Linked DNA regions of Homo sapiens: regions 2 and 3 are each linked to region 1. A link is an interaction called in ENCODE POLR2A ChIA-PET data of the cell type or tissue named here. Cell type or tissue: PC-9. All regions are shown on one strand. Links, peaks and the distances in the headings refer to the core of each region. The heading gives the core; the rest is flanking DNA.

Region 1 (4,809 bases), core at 407-4,406:
AAATTAGCCGGGCATGGTGGCAGGCACCTGTAATCCCAGCTACTCAGGAAGCTGAGGCAGGAGAATCGCTTGAACCTGGGAGGCAGAGGTTGCAGTGAGCTGAAATCATGCCACTGCACTCCAGCCTGGGTGACAAGAGCAAAGCTCCGTCTCAAAAAAAAAAAAATTGAAAATGAAAAATAAATAATTTAAAAACAAATTACATCATATTCACAAATTGTATCTAAGTTCCAACTTATCAAAAGTTTCATACCATTTATCAGAATTGAAAATTTAAATTACTGGAATTGAAAAATAAGTAAAGCAACATCTTTGGCTTAGGCTTAGAGTAATTATAGTGTGCCTATCAGTTATATAAATTATTTCAAAGGTAACCCAGGTGACGGACGTTGCAGTGAGCGTGAGCTGAGTTTGCACCACTGCACTCCAGCCTGGGCCACAGAGCAAGACTGTCTCAAAAAAATAAATAATTCCAAAGGTAAAAAAGAAGTAAATTGGGTGACTCTTGCTTATAGCTACAATCTATATTTGGATCATGTCTTTTATTAAACTCACCCATGCTGCCTTTTTTTAAACTTCTTTTTGGACAGCTACAAAATGGGCTTACCTACCCTACAGTCAGCAAACATAACCAAACCACAAGTATTAAAAGGTCTGGGAAAAAAAGGAGTCACAACTGCCAAGCAAAGAATACACTTCATTCATATCACACTCCTTGCCAAACAAAACAAACGTTCTTGGAAGTTGTGTAAAACCCATTTTGTTCAATCAAATCATATTTTAAATATATTGTGGGTCATTAAAGAAAACTGGAAACGTCGACAAATTAAAAAGGATTAGAGGTGCACGTTTTCTCTGGCTTACACGTGTGGATGTTTTGACAAGAGCCTTCCCTGACTCTACCCGTAGCTCAGTGTGTGCTTTAGAAACAAATCTCAGTTTATTCTCTGGCCCGGCCCTACCATTTCCGCACCATTTCCATGGTCATTTCACAGAGGAAGAAGGAAGCTGAGGCTTAAGTGAGGTGAAGTCACTGACCTAGGTTCTTAGTGGACAGTGACAGCTGGGCCTGAACACTGCACAAATTATTAATACCATGCATTCCACTAAGCTGCAGCCTGACCACTGTGGAGAGGCTCATGGAATTTAATGTGCCTTTTCTATCTTATTTTGACTCATCTTAAAATATTAAAAACAAATAAAAGTAGCCGTGCAATGATCAGAAAAGCTGTTCACATTTACTTATGTCGTTCTCTTGAACACTTAAAAATAATTAACTCAGAAACACAGGGTAGCATCCTACATGCGGCGGTGCTGGGCTTGGGCCTCTCCAAGCGGCCTATGACTTTCTGCAAACCAACCAGCGCCCTGGTTCTGTCCCCGCAAATCCAGCTGATTGTTCTGAGACTCTTTTCTGGGACGGAATTGAAAACTCCAGCGGTGCCGTTCCTGGCAGTCCCTTCCTCGGCCCGCCGAGGCCCAGGCCCAGGCCGCGCTCCTACCTTGTCCAGGACACAGATTTCCTCTCCCAGTCGCAAACCCTTGGGTCAGACTCTTGGACCACGTCAGACCGATCAAACCGGCTGATCAAACTTTACTTAGAACTTTCCCAAGTCGTCCCGGCCTGGATCGCGCTCTGCCTGCCGGGGACACCACAGCGGGCAGCGCCGGGACCCCAGGGGCGCGCGCCCCCCAGGCCCGGAGAACGGGCCCAGGGCCTGAGGGCGACGCCCCTTCCCGAACGGGCCCGCAAGGGCGGGGCGGCAGCCACCGGCGCAAAATTCCACTCAAGAACCTGGTGGGAGGGGCGGGGGAAGGAAATTCAGAAAAAAACGAGAACCTGGCACCACCACACGCAAGCTTTCCGCTCGGCCGCTGCCGCCAACGCCGCCGCCACCGCCGCCCCTGCCAAACGGTTTCAAATCCTTGCGGGCCGCTGGGTCGCCGCCGCCCAGCAGCCCGGGGGCGGGGACTTTCGCGCTCGCATTTCCCCGCCCCCTACTCCACCCCTCTAGCCTGCGGTGCGGTTGCCATGGCGACGTTCCCGGCGGCGGCGACCACCGGCGCCCCAGGCTGGGGGCGGAGACTTCCGCGCGGGCATTTCTCCACCCACAGGTGGCGGCGTGCGCGCGGCCCCGTTGCCATGGCGACGCTCCTGCTGGCCCAGCAACCGCCAGACTCGCACCCCAGCTTGTGGGCCCCTTGGCGGGTCCCCAGTCGAAGCTTCCGGGATAACCCGACCACAGTTTGAATGCTGCTGCCCTCCCGCATCCCGCGCAGAGTCGCTTATGATCACCTTAGGGGCCGTGGCGAAAAAATAAGGGCACAGAAAATGGGGCGGCTGGAGGATGTTCACAAAAGGGGTGATCCGTTATGTGGACAGACATCAGAGTTGAATGGGTCTCAAGTGAAAATTTCCTCACTCTCTGATATATCAAAACCCAAGTCAAATTCTTCAAAAGGTTCTTTTTAAAACCTATCTCACTGGAAGTAAACACCAACAGCTAGCTCTTCCTTGTCTCAAAGACAAATCATGCTAAGGAAAATAAAGGGTACAGAATGCTTTTAAGAATGTTTAGTTTTCAAAAGCATACTTGAACATGTTTATAACTAGGGAATGATATATAATCCAGATAATTAGTACTGAGAATCAAGGATGCAAAATCAAGCATGCAATTGCAGGAATTTAACCAGTCAGTTAATACATTCAAGATAGATAAACTGGCCGGGCGGGGTGGCTCACGTCTGTAATCCCAGTACTTTGGGAGGCCAAGGTGGGCGGATCAGGAGGTCAGGAGATCGAGACCATCCGGGCTAACACGGTGAAACCCTGTCTCTCCTAAAAATACAAAAAATTAGCCAGGCGTGGTGGCACACGGCTGTAATCCCAGTTACTCGGGAGGCTGAGGCAGGAGAATTGCTTGAACCCGGGAAGCAAAGGTTGCAGTGAGCCGAGATTGCGCTACTGCACTCTAGCCTGGGCGACAGAGCGAGACTCAAAAAAAAAAAAAAAGATAAACTACCCTACTCCAGCCTCAGGAGGAGGAGGACATTGGTCAAAGGAAACAAAATTTAAGTTAGATTGGAGGAATAAGTCTAAGCGATCTATTTTACAACGTGGTGACCATAGTAAATGATAATGTATTGTGTTCTTGAAAATTGCTAAAAGAGTACATCTTAAGTGTTCTCATCACAAAATTAATAAGTATGTGAAGCAACGCTTATGTTAATTAGCTTGACTTAGTCATTTCACAATGTTGTGCATAATAAATATATGCAATTTTTAGAATCATAAACTGCATTGCTGAAAGAATATGAAATGAATTTGACAAATGGTGTCTAAATAAACATGAAAAGAAAAATAGAAGATAAATAAATAGAAGATAAATCAAAGAAAAAATGTAACAAGCTCAAGCTCATCTCAGAGGAAATAACTATAGCAGAAAAATATAACTGAAAATGAAAAATGTCTTTAAATATTTCCTCTACTTAGGTGAAAATAAGATGAGTAGATCTCCCTTCCCGCTTTTAAGAACAAGCTGATTGTCATTTTTTTCATTTATATATATCATTTTCATTTATATATTTTTCATTCATATATACACACACATGCAAATAAAAATATTAAGATATGCATAGAGAGTTTTATTATTTATGTTATATGTATATAACATGAAAGGGATACCAGCTTGAGCCTGAGCTGTGTTCACCTTAGAACTCAAGCCTACATGTCATGTTTAGACGACTGGTAGGCAAGTTTCACTTGGAAACTCCTTACCTGAGAACCAAGGAACCTCCTAGAAATTAAGTCATCCTGGCTGAGCATGGTGGCTCATGCCTGTAATCCCAGCACTTCGGGAGGCTGAGGCAGGTGGATCATGAGGTCAGGAGTTCAAGACCAGCCTGGCCAATATGGTGAAACCCCGTCTCTACTAAAAATACAAAAATTAGCAGGTGTGGTGGCAGACGCCTGTGATCCCAGCTACTCAGGAGGCTGAGGCAGGAGAACCGCTTGAACCCAGGAGGTGGAGGTTGCAGTGAGCCAAGATCACGCCACTGCACTCTAGCCTGGGTAACAGAGTGAGACTCTATCTCGAAAAAAAAAAGAAAAAGTAAGTCATCCTAAAGAGATCTGGTTCAATGGCAATATGCAAAATTGAAGGGGAAAGTGATGATGCATGAAGCAAAGTGTTGGCCGTGAGTTGCCCTTCATGTAGCATCTTCCTCTTTGTATAAGAGAGTGATTCCTAATCTTACAGTGTAAAGAACTTCCTTTGAGAATTTTCTTTTTTCTTTTTTTAGAGGCAGAGCCTGGCTCTGTCACCTAGGCTGGAGTGCAGTGGCATGATCATAGCTCACTACAGCCTCCAACTCCTGAGCTCAAGCAATCCTCCCACCTCAGCCTCCCAAGTAGCTCAGTCAGAGACAGAGCACTATGATAGGGTAGTTCCATCATACACAGAGCACCCATGTGACTCACCCTGGGGACCTCTACAAATATTTGGGAAGAAATTGCTGAACTCAGAGCCTATTCAGGAACCTCAAGGATGAAGCCAGGTAAATATTCTCTTGTCGGCCAGGCGTGGTGGCTCACGCCTGTAATCCCAGCACTTTGGGAGGCCGAGGCAGGCGGATCACGAGGTCAGGAGATCGAGACCCGCCTGGCTAACACGGTGAAACCCCATCTCTACTAAAAATACAAAAAAGAAAATTAGCAGGCGTGGTGGTGGGCGCCTGTAGTCCCAGCTACTTGGGAGGCTGAGGCAGGAGAATGGCATGAACCCGGGAGGCAGAGCTTGCAGTGAGTCA
Region 2 (4,404 bases), core at 405-4,404, 50 kb after region 1:
TAAGACTCTGTCTCAAAAAAAATTAAAAAAAAAAAAACGAAGTACAGTATAAACCAAGTCCATAAAATGTCAGGAGCTCAGCTGACTAAACTAAATCCAAGATGTGATAAAGATCAGAAAAAATGCAAAGACAATAAAGTGTAGAAGTCAGGATGGAAAGAGGAAGGAAGAGTTATTGTATTTCACAAGGAAGATGATTCGTACATATGGAATTATACTTTTCTCATTATGAGAGTAATACAGTATCATTTAAATCAATCTGGAAAACAAACAGGAAATGACTAAAAATCCTATAATATCACCATTTAGGGTTATTTCTTTTCAGCATTTGTATATGTCATAATCAGAATTGGAATCATATTCGGTATATTGTTGTATATTTTATTTTCATATCATGAGCACTTTCCCAGATTATTATTTGTGTCTTCAAAGCTTGCTTTTTTCTTTAATGTCTACACAATCTTACATCATGTAGATGCTCTCTATTTTGACCATTTCTTTACTTTGGGATATTTGGGTGCTATCTTTCACCATTATGAATAAAGGTACAGTTAAGATTCTTTTTTTTTTTAAGTGAAAGTAAGTTTATTAGGAAAGTAAAGGAGTAAAAGAATGGCTTCCCCATAGGCAGAGCAACCAAGATTCTTTTACAAATTTTTTTTCATTGAAACAGAGTCTTGCTCTGTCACCCAGGCTGGAGTGCAGATGCAATGGTGCTATCTTATTCACTGCAACTTCCGCCTCCTGGGTTCAAGCTGTTCTCCTGTCTCAGCCTCCCAAGTAACTGGGATTACAGGTGCCCACCACCCATACCTGGCTAATTTTTTGTATTTTTACAAAAGCAGGGTTTCACCATGTTGGCCAGACTGGTCTCGGATTCCTGGCCTCAAGTGATCCGCCCACGTCAGCCTCCCAAAGTGCTGGGATTATAGGCATAAGCCACCTCACTCGGCCCTTTTATAAAATTTTTGAATAAATTGTTTCCTTAGGATAGAGTCCTAGATGTGGAATTACTTAAGCAAAGGGTAAAACATTTAAGAATCTTCAAACATACTGCCTAGTTGCCTTCCTGAAAGGTTAGCCCAATTTTTGTTCCGATTTACAAGGATGAAGTTTCTAAACCTAAGGTTGAAAGCTGACAAAGAGAGAGACCGATTATTTAATTGTTAGTTTTCTTCTGACTTATTGGTAGAGTTTGAATATTTGTGCCCCCAAATCTCATGCTGAAGTGTAATTCCCAGGGTTGAAGGTGTGACCTGGTGAGAGGTGAATGGATTATGGGCAGATTTCTCAGGAATGGAGTAGCACCATTTCCTTGGCACGTGTGAGTTGAGTCCTCATGAGATCTGGTTGTTTAAGTGTGTGGCACCTCCTCCCAGCTCCTTCTCTTGCTCCCTGCTCCCTCTTCACCTTCTACCATGAATAAAATTTCCTGGAGGCCTCTCCAGAAGCCCAGCAAATGCTGGCTGTGTAAACAGCCTGCAGAACCATAAGCCAATTAAAACTGTTTTCTCTGTAAATTTTCTAGTCTCAGATATTTCTTCACAGCAACCCAAGAACAGACTAAAACACCTATATAGCAAAAAAAAAAAAAAAAAAGAAAGAAAGAAAGAAATTACACTCACACTGAAAAATAAAAATGTATATCAGGAAGATGGAATAAAAGTCCAGCTAGAAAATAATACAAGAAACTAGCTGTCCAAAATGAATTTAGGGGCTAGAAACCCAGGAAAACATATTCCAAGTTGTTAAAACGTGTAATTGTGACCCTGGGAAGTTCACTATCAACAATATTTACAATATAGGATGGTAAGGAGGACAATCTAATAAAATGAAAATTGTATTTTAAAATTCATGTACAATTGGCTGGGTGAGGTGGCTCATGCCTGTAATCTCAGACCTTTGGGAGGCTGAGGCTGACAGATCATTTGAGCTCAAGAGTTTGAAACCATCCCGGGCAACATAGTGAAACCCCATCTCTACCAAAAATACAAAAATTAGCCACGCATGGTGGCACACGCTTGTAGTCCTAGCTACTCAGGAGGCTGAGGCAGGAGGATCACTTGAACTCAGAGGCAGAGGTTGCAGTCAGCTGAGATCACACAACTGCACTCCAGCCTGGGCAACAGAGCTAAAACCTGTCTCAATTAAAAAAAATACATGTACAACACTGTGATACTGTTAAGAATATATACCCACATACACAAACCTGCACATTCTGCACATGTACCCTGGAACTTAACATAAAGATTTTCTTTTTTTTGAGATGGGGTCTCTCTCTCTGTTGCCAGGCTGGAGTGCAGTGGTGCAATCTCGGCTCACTGCAACCTCAGCCTCTCCAGTTCAAGAGATTCTCCTGCCTCAGCCTCCCAAGTAGCTGGGACTACAGGTGTGTGCCACCACACCCAGCTAATTTTTGTATTTTTAGTAGAGATGGGGTTTCACCATGTTGGCCAGATGGTCTCCATCTCTTGACCTTGTGATCCGCTCAACTCAGCCTCCCAAAGTGCTGGGATTACAGGCGTGAGCCACCATGCCCGGCCTAAAAATTTTTTTAAAAAGAATATATCTAGAAAAAATGCTGGAAGTTAGTGTACCAAAATATTGAGTATTTGAGTTAGAAGGAGATTTTTTTTTCTTGTTTTCTCTGCTTCCAAATTTTATGTAATGTGTTTGTATTATTTCATGATGGGAGAAAAAAACATTTTCAAAAACGATGAACACAAAGATGCCTGAAGACACAGAAGGAAAAGCAATAGATTCTGACAGCCAAGCCTCAGTAAGTTTGACATAAATCCACAGCCCAATGGTATGAATTGTTAAACAAATGGTTTATGGGTATGTAGATGAATGTGAAATGATGACTGAAAAATAATATGAACTCTCTTCAAAACATTTGAAGGTTTCAACAAATTAAATCCAATTATGTTTTTTGACATTGTTATTAGGTTAGTAGAAAAGGGCAACACTTTAGCTACAATGTATATCCCTCTTTTAGTAAAGCATTTGATGAGTTATCTACTGGCATCCTTGGGAGTAAGATACCGAACTGTGGCTTGGGATATGGTACTTCTAAGTGATTTGACAGCTGCTTGTACAAACTGTATATGAAAAGTTCTGCTCAATAGCTATAACATGAAACACCCAAACTCCACAGAGGTTTATTAGCTGCCATAGGTCTAGATTATATGAAAGTAAAATGAGGACTTGGGGAATGATTCATTATTTTTTAAGAGAGTAGAGGCATGAATGTCTCCCACAAATATCATCTATTGCTTTTTGTTTTAAGCTTAAATCTTTTTTTTTTTTTTTTTTTCAGATGGAGTCTTGCTCTGTCGCCCAGGCTGGAGTGCAGTGACACGATCTCAGCTCACTGCAAACCTCCGCCTCCCAGATTAAAGCAATTCTCCTACCTCAGCCTCCTGAGTAGCTGGGATTACAGGCATGCCCTACCACACCTGGCTAATTTTTGTATTTTTAGTAGAGATGGGGTTTCACCATGTTGGTCAGGCTGGTCTCAAACTCCTGACCTTGTGATCCACCCACCTCGGCCTCCCAAAGTTCTGGGATTACAGGTGTGAGCCACTGCGCCCGGCCTTAAGCTTAAATCTTTATATATATTTATTTATATTTATTTTTGAAACAGGGTCTCACTCTGTCACCCAGGCTAGAATACAGTGGGATGATCTCCACTCTCTGTATCTTCAACTTCCCAAACTCAAGTGATCCTCAGCCTCTCAAGTAGCTGGGACTACAGGTGTAAGTCACCACACCCAACTAATTTTGGGTTTTGTTTTGTTTTCTTTTGTTTTTTGGTAGAAACTGCGTTTTGCCATGTTGCCCAGGCTGGTCTTGAACTCCTGGCCTCAAGCAATCTGCCGGCCTCAGCCTCCCAAAGTGCTGAGATTACAGGCTTGAGCCACCCCACCTGGCCTAAATCTTTAAGTTTAAAGTGAGTATGAACACCCACCGATGTTGATTCATACTGGCCTCTTCGAGAGGACCATGGATCTTAAGAAGCAGTCTTATGATATTGTGAAAGTAAAATATCTTCAGCCCCCAAAATCACTAAGGAAACCTCAAGCTGGAAACTGCTTAGGGCAAACTTGCCCCCCATTCTATTCAAAGTCACCCCTCTGCTCACTGAGATAGATGCATATCTGATTGCCTCCTTTGGAAAAACTAATCAGAAACTCAAAAGAATGTAACTTCTCTGCTTTGAGTCTTCCTGCCTTTGCTTCAAGTTGTCCCGCCTTTCCAGACCGAACCAATGTACTTCTTACATAAAGCAATTAATGTCTCATGTCTCCCTAAAATGTATAAAGCCAGGCTGTGCCCCGACCACCTTGGGCGCATGTCGTCAGGACTTCCTGAGGCTGTGTCACGGGCGCAGGCACATCCTCA
Region 3 (4,404 bases), core at 405-4,404, 1.4 Mb after region 1:
GGCGCGGTGGCTCACGCCTATAATCCCAGCACTTTGGGAGGCCGAGGCAGGTGAATCACAAGGTCAGGAGTTCAAGACCAGCCTGGCCAACATGGTGAAACCTCGTTTCTTCTAAAAATTCAAAAAATTAGCCGGCCATGGTGGTAGGTGCCTGTAATTCCATCTACTCGTGAGGCTGAGGCAGGAGAATCACTTGAACCCAGGAGGCCGAGATTGCGCTACTGCACTCCAGCCCAGGCGACAGTGCGAGACTCCGTTTCAAAAAAAAAAAAAAAAAAAAAAGCATTATCTGGCTCCAAATGTCCATAGTGCCAAGGCTGGGAAGCCTTGTTCTACAGGAAGAGGTGATTGAAGATGGATGGAACTCTGGATTCAGCTTTGACGCTCAGGGCCACCCCTGGCCCGCCCTGGAGTCTTACGGTTACTAAATGGATGCGGGAGAAGGGGCCCCATAGGGCTGAGCCCTGCACATTCATCATCCATTGTGTGACCTCCCAGGGGATCTGCTGGCATCTGGAACAGGTGGAATTCCTCCTCCGTGGACCTGGCAGCCGGACCACAAAGGGCTATAGGTACCACTGGGAGCCTGCAATAAAATCTTAGAAAAAGCATTCCCCCAGGGGCGACTCCCTCGTAACCCCAGCCCCATCACCTTCAACAGGCCAGAATACAGACTGCAGTCTGAACCCACCCAAAGGAAGAGGGGTGAGTTTCCTGGGCTGTTTTGGTGGTTGTGTCTACTGTAAACACACCAGGGACTGGGAATAAGAGGAACAACCGATTCAGAAGGCAAACCATTTCCAAACAAATGTCTAACTGGCACACTGTAGATAATTAACACCCTCCACCCCACCACAGGAGTTTCCTTCTAAAATGAAATCTGACCTTGTTCTTTGCTTGAAACCCCTCACTGGCCCTCCTTTAGAGTTCAGCTCACACAGGACTCCCCCTTTCTGAGTTTTCCTGGGCATGCCCCCACCACTGCTGGTCTGGAGGCAGCAAAGTTCTGGTCCGTGGCTTCTAGATCATGCTAGGTTATGCTAGCTCATCACTATGGCATGAGCTCTGCGAAGACAAGAGCTGGCTCTTTCCCAGCCGCTGCCACAGCACCAGTGCTTAGCAGGCGCTCACTCAATGGTTGCTGAATGAATGAGTGAAGGCAAGGGACTTTGCTTTTTTTCTTCCAGCAGTGACAATTTCAGAGCAACCGCTATCAAAGAAAATGAATTCGTTGCCATTAAGCAAGCAGTTGTGAATCAGAGTTCCTTTTTTTTTTTAATCGGAGGCATCCAGCTCCATGGGCCTTTTCTTCCCATCCATCTTTGTAAGTTGACGATGTCAGCGTCCTAAATAGAAACGCTCTTTATGTGAGGAAGCCGGATGCTGATGGGCCGAATCTGTTCCTGGATTTTTTTGATGCTGATGAACCCAGACCAGGGTTATCTGGGTTGCTCCTCTCCACTCAGCTACTGTTGCACACACACACGGCCATCCAGGCCAAAGGAGGGGATGAAAGCACTTTCCTTTCTTTTTCCATTTCTCCCTGGAAACCTTTGAGCCACACAATCAAGACTGCCTCTCTCATGAAGGTGACCAGAGCTTGGAGTTTTCCACTGGGTGCCCTCTGCCCGATGGCCCTCGTGCCATCGCCACTAACCGGGGACTCAGAAGCATGCTTTGGGGATTCAGGACCAGCTGATAGCCCAGCTCTGTGCTTTCCTTATTCTCATTTTTGCTGTGTTGCTGTTTCCTGTTAGGGCCTGAACTTCAGCTCTCAAAAACCTCTTAGCTTCAAGTTTGTTCTCATAGTCATTAATGGACTCTGCAGGGCAGTGCCGTATTGTGGGGTGGGGGTGGGGGAGGAATTAGTGTGATTTTTTTCAGGCAGAGAGAGCCCCTCCATTAGTCACACAGACCACTGAGACCCTGCCCGCCCATAAGAGTCATAAAGCTGTTTGCACCATGTCACATGTAAAATGACCATCATCAACACCAAAGCAGGAAAAGGGGTGAAGCCAAAAGCTGAGCAGGTTGGACTGGTTATGTGGCTGATACATAGTGTCTTGCCGCTGCCAAGATTTTCATCCCAGCTCCTTGATGCTCTGCCAAGATTTCAAGGTGAAGATCCCAGCGGAGGAATGAGGAACTCTGCACGATAAGTTGGAGCATGCCTGCAGAGGCCACAGGCAGTGCGGCCATACCCGCAAGGCTGAGTTGGCAGTTTTGGGGTGCAAGAACAAACCTCAACTTCTAGCCTGCAGGACTAGCCCAGGCTGGAGAATCTGAAAGCCATGCTGGGAGAGATCTAACCCAGAGGCCTTTGATATTGGCTTCTAGTCAAGTTCAAGTCCAGTACTTTCTCCTCCATTCACTGCAGTAGTTCCTGAGGTCTGGCTTCCATCATGAGATGGGGAGTGACCAAAGAAAATGGCATCTATACTGGCCTCCTGGGGGCTGCCACCTGCAGCAATCTCCCCTAGACACAAATGTGTAGGGCGCGTGCAGCTTCTCAATCTTCAGACATACCTCCAGGGCAAAGGAAGGGAAAGAAAAAGGAATGTCTTTCCTAGTCAAGGAAGTAGAAGTAGAGGGTTTTGTGTGTGTGTGCTTCCTTTTTTAAATCTTCATTGATTCATGTAATGAAAAGCAAAGGAGTCTCTAGCCCAGAGGTTCTCAACTACAGGCAAATTTGTCCCTCAGGGCCATCTGGCAATATCTGGAGACATTTTTGATTGATGAAAGTGGATACGGCATGTTATGAATCCAGTCGGTAGAGGTCAGGGAGGCTACTGAACATCCAAAATGGGCCAGGTGCAGTGGCTCACACCTGTAATCCCAGCACTTTGGGGGAGGCTGAGGCGGGAGGATCACTTGAGGCCAGGATTTCAAGAACAGCCGGAGCCACACAGCAAGACCCTATTTCTACAAAAAAAAAATAAAAATAAAAATAAATTCTCTGGGCATAGTAGCATGTGCCTATAGTCCTAGCTACTCAGGAAGCTGAGATGAGAGGATCACTTGAGCCCAGACGTTTGAGGCTGCAGTGAGCCATGATCATGCCACTGCACTCCAGCCTGGGAAACAGAGCGAGACCCTGTCTCTAAAAAAGAAAAGAAAAGAATCCAAACTGCACCACAACAGAGAATTATCCAGCTCCAAAATGTCAAGTATGCCAAGATCAATAAACCCTGACATGGACCAATCCAAGGAAAGAAAACTTAGTAAAACCTACTGGTATCAAGACTCATTAATGAATTCCTTTAGTTAGCATTTACTAAGCACCTACTGAGTGCCAGCTCCACACTAAGCATTGAGGGTACAAAAACAAGATTATGTCAGCCCTCAAAGGTCCTGTCTTCTACTGCCTTTTGAATTGATCATCTTGTTACAGATGAAGCAATTTCTCATCCCCTTTATTTTGGAGGATATAAAGGCCATCTTACTAGTGATAAATACAGCATAGTAAGTTGAATAGGGGAAATTTGCAATTGTTTGTACTCAGATAGCAACAAAGGAGAAAGAATAACATGAGGCTGTCCTAGAAGCATGGGCCCCTGACGTGGCATAATTAAATGTTTTTCAGACAGAATTTGATTTTGAACTTTCCCCTTAAGTTGGGTGACTAAGTCTCCAGGTCCCTGGGTCATAGCCTTCCTGGACCAAGAACTCCTTGGCAGCCAGTTCATTGGTCCCCACAGATCTAAATATCTGTTGAATTCTCTGTTAAGGGAGAGAGAACAGAACAAAAGGAGATACATCTAGCTTTTCCAATAACTGTCAAGGGTGAGAGATTAAATGTTGTTTGCTAAGGACCGGCCCTCAGAAAGGGAACAGAGAGATCAACTAAGTAAATATTGTCATATTTAGCTGTACCCTTCGGTACAAAGAGCTTCATCCAAATCACTCGGCTCCCTCAAATGAAAAATATTTTCATTCTGGTCTACATCTTGGCCTTTGAGGGTGGTAAAGATTTTCCGTTACCTCTAATGGCCAGATTTAACACAGCTGCCTCATGCCGGGGTACATCGTTAAGTTCACTTGGTTGTGCTGTTATTATCTTTTTTTTTTTCCCGTTTCCCTCAAGTCCATCTGTTTCTTTCTGAGAGTAACGCAGCTGTTTTGCAGTGGGTTCCAACTTACTGGGGCCTGCATGCTTCTTGGAAAATAAGAGGACTTGATGACATCACTGGGATGGGGAGAAGTCCCTGCTGCCAAAGGGGTCCCTGGTGGGAGCCTCTAAAACTGGAGGGAGAGGGAGGAAGCCTGCAAAGGAGACACAAGAGAAGGGTCCTCAGCAGCTGCCGCATCGCGGGCCCTGAGCCCTCTCCCCTTCCAGGGTCTGGATGATGCCAGTGCTGTTAGAAATTGAGAGAGAAGGCCAGGCACAGTGGTCCACACCTGTAA

What was found. ChIA-PET counts read pairs that join two places held together with the same protein. Peaks named below come from ENCODE experiments on the same cell type or tissue, not always from the same donor. Only the 100,000 strongest peaks of a DNase experiment are listed, where the experiment ranks them.
Region 2: POLR2A ChIA-PET joins it to region 1 with 6 read pairs; 8 of 35 experiments call an interaction of 5 or more read pairs at or near these places.
Region 3: POLR2A ChIA-PET joins it to region 1 with 8 read pairs; 1 of 35 experiments calls an interaction of 5 or more read pairs at or near these places.

Annotation. Positions count from the first base shown.
Region 1 is chr17:66,190,157-66,194,965 of GRCh38, forward strand. It overlaps CEP112 (centrosomal protein 112), which reads right to left and starts at 1,977. Exons shown (of 27, transcript NM_001199165.4): 1 at 1,841-1,977. In PC-9, for the core only: no CTCF peak of the experiment used is centred there; no DNase peak of the experiment used is centred there; H3K4me3 peaks cover 1,966 bases.
Region 2 is chr17:66,240,649-66,245,052 of GRCh38, forward strand. No RefSeq gene overlaps it. Among named protein-coding and RNA genes, the nearest start is that of APOH, 13 kb to the left of the region's middle. In PC-9, for the core only: no CTCF peak of the experiment used is centred there; no DNase peak of the experiment used is centred there; H3K27ac peaks cover 382 bases.
Region 3 is chr17:67,636,022-67,640,425 of GRCh38, forward strand. All of the region lies in intron 6 of PITPNC1 (phosphatidylinositol transfer protein cytoplasmic 1), which reads left to right. Among named protein-coding and RNA genes, the nearest start is that of NOL11, 80 kb to the right of the region's middle. RefSeq lists a silencer at 4,075-4,261. In PC-9, for the core only: no CTCF peak of the experiment used is centred there; DNase peaks (open chromatin) are centred at 2,030 and 2,540; H3K4me3 peaks cover 351 bases; H3K27ac peaks cover 2,558 bases.